Linked DNA regions of Mus musculus: region 1 is linked to region 2. A link is a contact called in ENCODE Hi-C or POLR2A ChIA-PET data. All regions are on one chromosome and are shown on one strand. Each heading gives the region's core, a stretch centred on a gene start or an enhancer-like site at or near the end of the contact. The rest is flanking DNA. Distances are from core to core; before and after follow the strand shown. Region 1 holds the start of Prdx3 (peroxiredoxin 3). Region 2 holds the start of Dennd10 (DENN domain containing 10).

The links. A loop is a pair of places that touch in the nucleus more often than their neighbours do. ChIA-PET counts read pairs that join two places held with the same protein, here RNA polymerase II (POLR2A).
Region 1: a map of T-helper 1 cell shows a loop between it and region 2 (2.0-fold over the local background). The contact joins the promoter of Prdx3 here to the promoter of Dennd10 in region 2. A Hi-C loop is called at or near these places in 4 of 37 maps with a recorded cell type or tissue (T-helper 1 cell, T-helper 17 cell, left cerebral cortex and 1 more). POLR2A ChIA-PET finds 5 or more read pairs at or near these places in 2 of 5 experiments (Patski and embryonic stem cell).

Annotation. Positions count from the first base shown.
Region 1 is chr19:60,870,788-60,877,837 of GRCm38, reverse strand. It overlaps Prdx3 (peroxiredoxin 3), which reads left to right and starts at 3,300. Exons shown (of 7, transcript NM_007452.2): 1 at 3,300-3,406; 2 at 4,575-4,710; 3 at 6,277-6,418. The coding sequence starts at 3,371.
Region 2 is chr19:60,808,094-60,814,589 of GRCm38, reverse strand. Dennd10 (DENN domain containing 10) reads right to left here and starts at 3,035. Exons shown (of 9, transcript NM_026437.4): 1 at 2,917-3,035. The coding sequence starts at 2,971.

The sequences.
Region 1 (7,050 bases), core at 2,051-4,550, 63 kb before region 2:
TGGAGTGGGTAAAGTGTTTGCTGTGCCAGCATGAGAACCTGAGTTCAGATCCTTAGCACCCAAAAAAGTCTGGCATAATAATAATAACACACATCTGTAACACCAGCCCTAGGTTGTGGGGGAGGGAGACTGGCACATCCTGACCAAGTAGACCAGCCATAGTCACACGCTCTGACATACCCCTGGCCTTCATATGTGCACACAAGGGCAACTGCGCGCGCGCACACACACACACACACACACACACACACACACACACACACACACACACAGAGTGATTGTTAGATGCAGGTTTTATCCAACACCAGAAGGCCATATGTAGAAGGAAAAATATTTCAGAAGCTAAGGGGAGCTGGTGTTAAGAGAGTACCAGGAACACACTCTAACCTGCAAGATACAGCACATGGTACTACACATAAGCCTAATTAATGAGATGGAGCTGATGAATGCATACACTTTAGCAGGGGCAGCAGGAATGAGGAGCGGGTGAGGATGTGGGGCACTTCACCCTGCTCTTTGCTTTGGACTGACTTTCACACTGCATATAAGTATCGTAGGTGTGAACCAAACTGCCTCCCTTTGATGGAGATCCCACTACACTGTGTATATCAGGAAACAGGAGTCCTTCAAAGTGCTAGGGGAAAACCAGAAACAAAGGCCTATCCATAAAAGGAAAAGAGACAGATACCTGAAGTAGAAGTTTCTGGTTGGGTCAGGTGATACAGAGTCACATGGTATTTGTTTTGCTAAGGGAAGACATGTGATATTTGGAGAGAGTATAAATGGGACAGTGATGGTGAGTTTGCATTGCCAGCTTTGTAATGATTCATTGGTCTCAGAGTCTTCATCTTTGCTGATCTTCACTTCCTTGAGAGAGACACGCAGCAGAGAACTTTTCCAGGAGTCCCAGCTGGTCCTAGTCGCTCCCGCTGACTTATGTGATTCGTGTTTGGTGTCCTGACTGAACTGGACTGAACTGGACTGCTGGTATCCTGACATCAGAGATTGGAATAGCCCCCCAAATACTTCTAAACAGGTCCACATACCCTTGTCCTTTTTACCACCTAACCCTTTTCAACCCTACCTTTGGATGGTGGGCTTGAAGCGTTTAAGAACCCTTATTAAAAGTAGTTGGGTTTTTTTTTTTTGGTTTTTGTTTTCATTTTTGTTTTTTGTCTTTTAATCTAAGCCCAGAGAAAACTCCTGGCCTGTCCTTGTCACATACCTTTTCCTTACTCTAGATACAGCAGTGAAACTTTTAAAACCCTCAATGTCCCCTGGCATGGTGGTTCTTTAATCCCAGCACCTGGGAGCAGAGTCAAGTAGATCTCTGTGAATTTGAACAAATAAACAAACAAACACCCTTGGTGTGATGGAAAATAGGAAGAATTAAATTGAGATCATTGTCTCATACAGTGGCAAGTAATTGATGCTGAGCCTGCTTTCAGCCACCACAAACACTAGCTGCTCAGCTGCATGGAGTTCTAGGTTCTGTACCTCTTGAAGATGTTTGTTTCTTAGAGATATAACCTACCATTATCTAATGTTCTATAATTCTCAGCTCCATTAATCACATGATGTTTTCACTACTCCAAAAGCAAATTCTACCTATATTTGTAATATGAGTAAGAGTACACTTGTAACCTCAGTACTAAGAAGAAGCAAGTAGGGGGCTGGTGAGATGGCTCAGTGGGTAAGAGCACCCGACTGCTCTTCCAAAGGTCAGGAGTTCAAATCCCAGCAACCACATGGTGGCTCACAACCATCCTTAACGAGATCTGACTCCCTCTTCTGGAGTGTCTGAGGACAGCTACAGTGTACTTACATATAACAAATAAATAATAATAAAATAAATCTTAAAAAAAAAAAAAAAGAAGAAGAAGCAAGTACAGGCAAGAAGGTGACCTGTGCTATCACACTTCAGAGTTTTGTTTTGTTTCAAGTGGATCTTAATCTGTAGCAAAGCCTGGCCTTGAACTCTTGGCTATCCTCCTGCCTCAGCCTCTCAAGTGCTGAAATTACAAGTATAAGCCATCAAGCTCAGCCTTCATCCTTTTTTATGTCTGAATTATATTCCATCACAGACTTGAACACCAAACACATACACTGGGTACCAGTTAAGTTCAAGGCAAGTGCTGTGAGGAACTTGTTGAGATGTCTCTTTAGGTATAAGGCTTTTTTTTTTTCTCCACAAGACAGGTACACTGTGTAGCAGCTAATGGTTCATGGACAGCTAGATTTATAATTTTTTTCTTTTATGAATATTTCTGATATAGTAGAGAGCAAAATAAATAAATAATAACATCAGATCTCAGTATGAGAAACTCAAAATGTTTTTAGGTTTCTTTCAATCATCTGACCTACAAATGAATGCCTCTGACCACCTTCTCTTTCTTTTCAACAAAACTCGGACTTTCAGCAAATAACTGTATCTAGCTGGAACTTTGCAGTATTTTGCACTAGTGTGTTTATTTTTAATTCCCTTCTATTTATACTGTTATAAGTAGAAGTTTAACTATTTCCTACTTAACATTTCTTTTCCCATAAGATTATTTGCACTTTAAAATGAGCTAGCATAAAGAAAATATTATTTAGATAATATGCAGATGTGAGAAACTATATTAGTAACAGAACAGTGCTTGGAAAATACCAGCTTAGACATGGCATTTAGTGTGGTTATCATGTGAATTTTATTCTGTGTTTGATGTGGTACTTCAAAACCGTGCCCTCCAATCATTACTTGGTATCTGCGTTAACAAATAAATTGATTTAAAATGTGTCCCAATTATCCCAATTTTGAGGAGAGGCCAAATGAACGCCCCCACACAATATCAAAGGTTTTCAAGCACACTAAACTCTGATGTCCCTAAGTCGCTTAGCTTATTAAAGAACTCAGATAACTAAGTTTGTTCCACTGAATGCAGAAGGCAGAAGATCCCACCTGAGATAGAAAGGGAACTGGATTCTTTCACAGACAGACACTTTCTACTACTCTAAATTAGCGAAACAAAATCAACAGGAAATGTCAATAAGTGTCTACTTCCTAAATTGAATTTGATCTTTATACGTCGGTACCATAAATAGGAATCCAAGCATTCAGGTATTCAGGAGGTCAAAGGGAAATTTCCCCCTGAGCTGGAAGGAGTGGTTCTACGGCTTCTCCCCTAAGTCACAACCACACACCCAGGTCCAGCCTCTTTGCATAAACCACACCCCTCCTCCACCCACTCCTCGTAAGCCCCGCCTCGCTGAGGCCCCGCCCTCATAGGGAAGCCCGGAGCAGAAGCCACGCCCCAGGCAGAAGCACACCCGGCGTGCTCCGGCTACTCCTCGGTATCTCCGCCTATCGTGCCTCTTGCGTGCTCTGAAGATGGCGGCAGCTGCGGGAAGGTTGCTCTGGTCCTCGGTGAGTGGCTGGCAGCTGGGCAGGCGCATGACACAACAGCGACTCTGGCCCGCACTTGTTTCCAGGACCGGATCGCGCACCCTTAGGTCTGCTGCCCACTAGCTCCTATGGGAGGGAGTTCTCAGCTCGGGGACCTCTAGGCCTCCTGCGGCTAGAAAGGCCCTAGCCCCTGCGCAGGACAGCCTTTACACTATCCCCGTGGGTGATGTGCTCTCCAACAAGTCCTTGTGCTTGATGGTCCCCTTGCTGTTTCTTCACTAAAGCACCCAGGCCTGACTTTTGAGGCCAGTATGCTGACTACTGTGTTCTAGGATCTGTCACCAAATATGACCTTGGCCAAGATACACGTGTGTGTGTGTGTGTGTGTGTGTGTGTGTGTGTGTGTGTGTGTGTGTGTGTGTGTGTGTGTGGTTTTTCGAGACGGGGTTTCTCAGTGTATCCCCTGGCTATCCTGAAACTCGCTCTGTAGTTCAGGCTAGTCTGGAATTCACAGAGATCCGACTGCCTCTGCCTCTGGAGTGCTGTCTGGCTTGACTTCACATTTCTGAACCTTAGTTTTTCCTACATCTCGACATGGCTGTGGGCTCATACTTAAGTCTGAGTATAAACAAAGTAACGGGAGTAAAAACAGTAACAGGAGCCTCTTTCTACTCCCACACTCAGGCTGGACTCTGCCTTGGTATCTGCTGTTCTCTAGTAGCAGCCTACTGTCTGTCCTCTTGCCAGCCATCCTCCTCTCCTTTCTCATCGCCGGGCTCAGCCCTTAATTTCCTGTCCCATGTTGGACATCAAAGTTGAGCAAACACTACTAACCTTGAGCTTGGGCCAAACACTCCCAGTGCATGAACTTCACCCTATTCCTTGACTGAGAGCCTGGAAGGGACTTTTTCTGAGAAAAACCTTGATGTGGCTACATGATGCAGCAGTTAGCTCCAGGTGGGGGAGGGTACAACTACTCAGCCTGGCCTAGCCTTCCTGAAATTTTGGAGATTTTTTATTCTTGAAGCTTTATTCTTATGATTTTCTTGTAGACTCAACCCATGCTCTTAATTTGATTTGGTATCTGTTTCGTTGGGAAAAGGGTCGTTAACAAAGGATGACAGCAGCAAGGCAGAATTCAGTCACCCTTTCGGAAAGCCTTCCTAATTGAAAGCATTTTTCTTTCCAGGTTGCTCGTCATGCAAGTGCTATTTCCCGGAGTATTTCTGCCTCAACAGTTCTTAGGCCTGTTGCTTCTAGAAGAACCTGTTTGACAGACATACTGTGGTCTGCCTCTGCCCAAGGAAAGTCAGCCTTTAGCACCAGTAAGTGTTACTGTGCTCTAGTCATATCCAGGTAAAAGGAAACCCTTATCAGCCACTCTGGACCCTGGCTATACTTGAGGCTTGTCCTTGGAGATTTTAAACATGGATATGAGAATAATGTAGAGATGGCTGGATCTAAAAGGAACTGTTAGGAACAGTGAGTCCTTGGCGGTGTCAAAATTTTAAAACTTACTTTTAAGAAAACAGAAAGAAAATGGAAGCCAGTGGTGGAGCCACATGCCTTTAATGTGAGCATTCAGGAGGCAGAGGCAGATCTCTGTGATTTAGAGGCCAGCCTGGCCTACAGATCAGAAAACCTTGTCTCGAAGAACCAAAAAGGAAGAAAAAAAAAGTTGCAGGCCAATCAGGGCATCACAGTGTGAGACTCTGTCTGGGAACAATAAATAAACAAGACCTCTCCCCATGCCCACCCCCCTAAAAAAGAGTAGAAAAAGTGGTAGTCTAGGAAAAAGAAAATATTTGTATAATATACTTAACAAAGGCTATTTCTCTAAGATACCTAAGTTACTAGATAAAATGAAAACACAAAACACCACTGTACCCCACCCCAGGTTTGAAACATGTCCTGCATCTGCTCTTGGTTTCTCTCTGCCATGCCTCAGTGCCTCTCACCAAGATAACTAACTATAGACATTGCCTCCACCATTCTTATCTTTTTGATGGCCTAATCTTCCTGGAAACATCTGTTTTCCTGCATTAGAGCCTCTCAGACTCTGTTCTCTCTACCGTGAAGAGCTAATCTGGCTGCTTGTTGCTGAGGGTCCTTTTAAGACTTGCTGAGTTTGTTTTGAGTTTGTTCCTTTTCCCTGTGTATTGGCCCCTCTTGGTCAGTGTCCTGTGATACTCACACCCTAGTCTGAGCTAGCTCCATGTCTGGCTGCCTTCTGCTCTCTACTGCCTTCTTCCTCTTCCTTTTGTAGTTCCAAGGGCATTTCATTTCTTCTAGTTTTTGTTCTTTAAAAAAACCTTTTCTTTAGGGTTGGAGTGAGAGCTAAGTCAGTCAGTCAGCTAGCATAAGGATCAAAGTTCAGCTGACCTTCAGAACTCACAGAAAGCCTGGCATAGTAGTATACAATGGGTCCAGCACTTGAGAAAGAGGCGACCACTGAGTCCTTGGAGCTCAGTGCCAGCTACCCTACCCTACTTGGTGAGCTGAGTTTATAAAAGACTCTTAAAAGAGAGAAAGGGTTTTTAAAAAATGGTAGATGTCTTCTGAGGATCTGTGTGTCCTCCATCCTTCATATTCATGCTCACAAGTGTGTGCGCGCACGCGCGTATACACACACACACACACTCCTCCCTACCACTGAGTTGAGTTTGTGTATATACTTTGGAATTGTGCTGAAGGGCAAAATTACTTTACCTAAGATGTACAACTGAAGTGAACCATCTTATTGAGTTAAATTAATAAACAACTTATGTCACCAGTTATGGCAAATAGTAAGTTTACTTGATATGTTCCAACAAAAGGAGTTTAAATAAAATCATGCAGTACTCGATGTGGTGGATGACAAGCTACATTCAGGTGTGTGGTCTTTTTTTTAGGTTCCTCTTTCCACACCCCTGCTGTCACCCAGCACGCGCCCTATTTTAAAGGTACTGCTGTTGTCAATGGAGAGTTCAAAGAGCTGAGTCTCGACGACTTTAAGGGAAAATACTTGGTGCTTTTCTTCTACCCTTTGGATTTGTAAGTTTGATTTTATAATATTTTCATGTCCCTCTGAGAGCTGGTATTGATCTCTAACCCACGCTGAAATTCCTCTTTTAGTGGAGAGAAAGATTCTTTTTAATTTTTGTTCACTGTCCTTGGCCATCTGTACCTCATATAACCATAGTGGGAGGAAACATCCTTCCTTTTTTTTTTTTTCCCCCATTCGTTTGTTTGTTTGTTTGTTTGTTTGTTTTTGAGACAAGGTTTCTCTGTCTAGCCCTGGCTGTCCTGGAACTCACTCTGTAGACCAGGCTGGCCTCGAACTCAGAAATCCGCTTGCCTCTGCCTCCCAAGTGCTGGGATTAAAGGCATGTGCCAGCACTGCCCAGCCCTTTTAATGGAGGAGTTTTAGTATGGTTCTGTCAGTTTTTCTGGTTGTACTGGGGATCAAACCCTGGGCCCTGTGAATACTAGGCAAGCACTCTTACTGGATTATACTATCAGCCTTTAATACAGTTCTGTCTCACATACTTTTGATAAATGGTTCCCTAAGCCAGTCTAAACTTTACAACAGTCTGGGTAGAAGTAATATAGGAAATTATTATTATTATTATTATTATTATTATTATTATTATTATTATTATTATTATTATTTTGTGGCTGGAGAG
Region 2 (6,496 bases), core at 1,786-4,285:
GTGAGAATGTCAAACAGCAGCAAGGAAGTGAATTGATTGGTTACTCAGAAACATTTTGTGGAATCAGTTTTAACACCCCACTTTACAAAGCAACCCAGATCACGAGACCCAAAAATTCCTATCAACTCATGATTTCCATTTGCTTGGATGTTTTTGTTATCACCCAAGCCAGTCACATGATATGGTCAAAGGTGATCTTGAACTCCTGATTCTAACTCTTAACTCCTAAAACTTGAGATTCCAAGGTATCATGTAATCTTATGGTCATGTAAACACGGCATCACTATCATTTTGTTTTTAGGGTTACCTAAGCAAAGCAGATAAAAGTGCTTACTACTAAGCCTGATGACTTGTGTTTCATCCCCAGGTTACACATGGTCAAAGGAGAGAACTGGCTCTCAAAAACTGTCCTCAGACCCACATGTTTACATACACAAATAATTAATTAAACCTGTAATGAAAAACTAGTCTTAGATCGTTGGTATGATTTTCTATCATCTCTCACAAAATGGTTATTGACTTATTTTTTTTTACGCAACTGGAAGAGTTGTTAAGGGGAAAAATGGAGGGCTGGAGAGATGGCACAGTGATTAAGCACACTGAGTTCTGGGAATTGAACTCAGAACCTCTAGAAGTCCTGAGTTCAAATCCCAGCAACCACATGGTGGCTTACAACCATCTGTAATGGAATCTGATGCCCTCTTCTGGTGTGTCTGAAGAGGGCAACTGTGTACTTAATACATAATAAATCTTTTTTTTAAAGGGGGGGGGGGATGGAGAGGCCTAGGTTTATAGACAGAGCTACTTGAAGCCCTGAGTTAGATCCTTAATCTCCCCCTTCCCCAGCAATGAAGGAGATAGTGAAACCTTAAATTTCACATTTTTCTCATTGCTGGGGACTAAACCCAATGTATCTTAAATGCTAAGCAAGAGCTCTACCACTATGCCAAACTTTTTTTTTTTTTTTTTTTGGTTTTTTTTTCGAGACAGGGTTTCTCTGTATAGCCCTGACTGTCCTGGAACTCACTTTGTAGACCAGGCTGGCCTCGAACTCAGAAATCCGCCTGCCTCTGCCTCCCTAGTGCTGGGATTAAAGGCGTGCGCCACCACGCCCAGCCGCCAAACTTTTATAATAACAATAAAAGCCATCTAATCGTATGCTTTTCTCACCAAAATAAATACCTCAATTTAAAAAAAAAAAAAAGGAAATAACTTGAGGGGCTGGCTCAGTTCCCAAAGTAGTTGATAACTTATAGATTTATGTCACCATACCTCTGATAACCCCATTACTTAGAAACAAATTTTTTTTTTTTTGAGACAGGATTTCCCTGTGTAGCCCTGGCTTTCCTGGCACTTTCCTGCATAGACCAGACTGGCCTTAAAACTCAGAGATCCACTTGTTACCTCCCAAGTACTGAAGCTAAATGCAGGCCACCACCACATACCTTAGAAATAAATATCCTTTAAAGTGCATGTAAGAATAAAATCTAAGGAAAATAAAAACTAAAGAGCTGTAAATATGTTGCAGGGTTTTTTTGTTTTTGTTTGTTTGTTTTGTTGGGAACGAGTTTTTCTGTGCAGCCCTGGCTGTCGTGGAACTCTGTAGACCTGACTTTGAACCTGCCTGCCTCTGGCTCCTGGGCGCTAAAATTAAAGGTGTGCATCAACCCCTGGCCATTTGTAAGTCATTTTTATCTTCACAGTTTAATTCAGTCTTAATTCTGAAGTGCTGACAGGTCCAAGATGCCTGAGGTACATAGGTTTTGTTTTCAAGCAATTTAAAAATCACATTAGATGCCGGGCGGTGGTGGCGCACGCCTTTAATCCCAGCAACTTGGGAGGCAGAGGCAGGAGGATTTCTGAGTTCGAGGCCAGCCTGGTCTACAAAGTGAGTTCCAGGACAGCCAGGGCTATACAGAGAAACCCTGTCTCGAAAAACCAAAAAAAGAAAAAAAAAAAGAAAAAGAAAAAAAGAAAAAAGAAGAAGAAATGAATACAAGAGGACTAGAGATAGCTCTGCGGTTAAGAGCACTAGCTGTTCTTTAAGAGGATTGGGTTCTATTTCCGGCACCTATATGAGCTCCAGGTCCAGAGGATCTGATGATCTCTTCTGACCTCCACTGGGAAACAAGGTGCACAAACATACAGTCAGGCAAACATTCACACCAAAAAAATTTAAATTTTACACAAAAAGAAAAAGCGAGTACAAGATAAAGACACTTCTTTGAGCTCCTGAAAAATAATAACAGCAGATCTTTGGTAAGCCTATGCAACACGATTGCACTCTGCCAGGAACAGTAGTGTCCTACTTGTATTAATTAGAACCTCAGGAGAGAGACTATTCAAAGGAATTCATAAAGGTTCATTCATTCGTGCCGCGCGTTGCTATCACCTACCACCTGCTTGGGCTGCCAACGGTCACGCACAGTTGGGACTATAAAAGATACCTATGAATTTCCTCCATATGAATTCCTATTAAGTAGCTGGGGTCCCATATGTGACCAAGAAGGAACTCCAGAGCCATCAGGATCAACTGACACGAAGTTCTCTACCGTGGGAGTAGGGGCTCGGGATGACCCTGCACGGGTTTCAACATCGGTTCTGCCAGTTCCTGGCATGTCCTGCCAATGGCACTCGGGGCTCCCTGGGTGTCACCCATACTCCCGGGGAGCCGCAAACAAACGCAGCCGGGCCCTAGCTCTCCAACCCATAGTCCCAAAGCAGGCGGTCAACGGGAGTATCGAGCCCCGCCCGCCCGCCCGCCCGCCCGCCCGCAGGCCCCACGTCAGCCCCGGCGGGAGGAGGCCGAAGTCCTCGGCCCAAGTCTAGCCTCTCCCTGGCGAAGCAGCCCGGGGGATCCCAGAACCCAGGCGGAGCTGCGGCATGGCCTGGCAGACAGAGAGCCTGCGTCCTCACCGATCAGCCCGACTCCGAGCATCAGCTGGGTGTCCATTGCCACAACCGCAGCCATCTTCCGCCGCTACCCTGGGCTCCGCACTGCAGGTCCCACCCCTCCTCTTGGCCACGCCCATAACAAGTCCCGTCCCTTCCGGCAGGGTGCAGCAGGCACTACAGGTGCCGCCCCAGGCTTCCCTCTCCTGGCCAAACTTCCTTCTTGCAGCCTTTCTACGCTTAGGTCCTTGTTCGTTTGTCTAGTACCTTAAAGATCTCCAGTGAAGTGTCCGTTCACTGATTACAAAGACAAATAATTGGAGACCTAATATGTGTTGCTGCTCTGGAGGGAAAGGGTCCCCTATAGAAATGTTAGTTTCCCCAATCCAAGTGTAACAGCACCGCTCTGGCAGGCGATGATGTCCCCAGCTTGATCTGCTCTGAGAGGTATCCTGGCAATCCTTTGGAGCCTCCAATCCTGGGAGCCAAAAAGCACAAAGTCACATCACACAACAAACCTCACGCAAGAGATTTAATTAGGGGGAGGAGGTGAATCCAGGAGGGGCAGCAGCCTCTATACAGCAGGAAACTGAGCAAAAGACAGGGTTTATACAGGGTTTTTTGGGAGACTGGGCTTTCCAGGGTGGATATTGGTAGGATTTCAAATCTTGAGTTTAGGACTAGCTCGGGGATTGGTGGGAATCCATTCCTTGGCCCTGTTCTTAGGCTAGGGGTCAAGTCAGGGTCAGCATTCTTTCCCAGACTCAACTTCCTAAAGTCATGACCTTGAAAGTCAGGATTTCAATACATTAGTTTAGAGGGTGTGGAGGTCAAGCATGTAACAGTTAAAATACAGAATTCATTTATAATAAGGATGCTCTAGGATGTTGCAGGACATTTGATCACACTGTGATCTCCAAGATTGTATTATTTACTAGAAAAAACAACAACAACAACAACAACAACCAAAACCTGTTTCTATTTGTGGTGTAGCTCAGCCCTTAACACACACATTTAATCTCTCTGGCTGGAATTCAGAAACACCCTTAGTAAACACTTTAAACCCAAACAAGGAAGGTTAGTTTGTAGAAGGAAGCTCCCATGTTTAAAAGTGATGTCTAGTTGAGTGGTAGACAAAGTGAAATCAAAGATTTGACAGAACAGGATATTCCCAACTCTCACAAGAAGAGAGAGGAAAAGGAAGCTACTTTAGGGGCAGTGGAGAGAGAAAGGAAGGGAGAATTTTTACTGGGACAGTTGTACAGAGATGTGTTGCAGAGAGAGAACAAGCTAGACACAGGTGAAAACAGACTGAGCCAAAAAATGAGAAGGAGCCAGAAGATTAGAACATACTGCCAAAGTTAGTATTAGGCCAAACAGAGCAATTCAGGAGAAGCCAGAATCTGTCAGCTTGTAGAGGAGTTTGAACTAGCTAGCCAGAATTCAGAAAGAACTAGAAAAGGTGAGCTTATTCAGCAGTAAGCCTCAGAGGCTGAAAACATTCTAGGCAGAGATAAGATTGTACAGAGGCTAGAAGCTTCCAGGACTAGGCCCAGATTAACAGACAGAGGCAGCAAACCACCGATAGTTACTACAGGCGAATAAAAGATACATTTACACTAGGATTTAATGTGAAAGATAACAGCATCACTGCAATTGCATTCTGATTTTGTGGCAGTTCATAATGATTTTCTGGAAACTGAGTTTAATTGTGTAAAAAAATATAATGAATGAAGCCTTTTGGAAAGAAGATTAACAGTGTCTACAGAAATAGAAAAGTGCAAACCATTAATTTATATTTTTGTTGTTGCTAAAATAGCTCTGTCTAATTGGCCCTAGCTAGCCTTGAACTCAAAATCCTTCCATCTGAAACTCCTAAATAGCAGGAATTTCAGACCTGTACCACAGCACTATGCTTCCAGCATGCTACTTTTAGGGAATATACCAAGCTGTCTTTGAGCAACAGGTCAGAGCTGAATTTCAAGGTCCATCATTCCACACACAGGATTTTAGGGATTGAAGAAAGCACCAAATGAATTAAGTCCTGAGGGAATGTGTATTTTGAAATGAGAAAGTTCTGTCAAAGACTCCAGGACCAGGTGGCACATGGGAATTTGGCAAAGTTGTTATCCTTATGAGATAGGCTTAAGAGGGAGGGAAAACCTTTCCTTATGAATGTTTATGAGCCATTAATCTCTAGCAATTGCATCTTCCTGCTCCCTGATCTTTGTAGCATGAGACTGATGGCCTAGAGATAACCTCCTACAGAGACTAGATATCCCCTTCATCAATGTTGTACCTAACAGATATACTGAGGTTCAAGGGTATGGAGATTAGAGACTGCCACCTGATTCTGAATTCACTGTATGTGTATCTCTGTACCTGTCCTTTCCTCATTCTCTCACCACCCCTTGCTAGGATTCTGGGACCTAAGTTTCCATGACTGAGCCACCGATCCTTTGTTACCTCTGCTTGGATGTAGTAAAATCCCTGAAGAAATCTTTCCCCCTTAATATGCAGATACAAAGATAGTTATTCAGTGCTACTGATAATCAGAAAATGTGTGGACACACTTTTAAAAATCTTTTTAAAAATGATGGAGGGAAATGGAGGAGCTAGAGAAAGTACCCAAGGAGCTAAAGGGATCTGCAACCCTATAGGTGGAACAACATTATGAACTAACCAGTACCCCGGAGCTCTTGACTCTAGCTACATATGTATCAAAAGATGGCCTAGTCGGCCATCAGTGGAAAGAGAGGCCCATTGGACCTGCAAACTTTATATGCCCCAGTACAGGGGAATGGGCCAAAAAGTGGGAGTGGGTGGGTAGGGGAGTGGGGGGAGGGAGGGTATGGGGGACTTTTGGGATAGCATTGGAAATGTAAATGAGGAAAATACCTAATTAAAAAAAATATAAAAAAATGATGGAGGGGGCTGGGCGTGGTGGCACACACCTTTAATCCTAGCACTCGGGAGGCAGAGGCAGGCGTATTTCTGAGTTCAAGGCCAGCCTGGTCTACAAAGTGAGTTCCAGGACAGCCAGGGCTATACAGAGAAACCCTGTCTCAAAAAAAAAAAAAAAAAACAAACCAAAATGATGGAGGGGATGAAGAGATGGCTCAGCAGTTAAGAACACTTCTTGCAGAGGACCAAGGTTCAATTCCCAGTACCGACATGAAAGCTCATGACTCCCATTCCAGTCTGACTTATATGTATACCAGGAATGCACATGGTGGACATACATCCAGCCAGCCCAAACACCCAAACACCTGGGAGGGAGGGAGGGAGGGAGGGAGGGAGGGAGGGAGGGAGGGAGGGAGGGCGGGAGGGAGAGAGAGAGAGAGAGAGAGAGAGAGAGAGAGAGAGAGAAAGAGAGAGAATATTTTGTAATATACAATGCTATGAAGTTATGATGAAAAGTGAGGTAGATATCGCAAATGACCACTCTTTTGAGGGCGTTCTTAGTGTTCACTTCTGCTCCCACTCAGTTTTGCTCTTCTGCAAGGCTGCTTGCTTGACTTTCCTAAATTATCGCACAGATTAGATTTCATTCTCTTTTGCCAAACATTATGGTTTGCATCCTTTAAAATTTTATGTGTTTAGG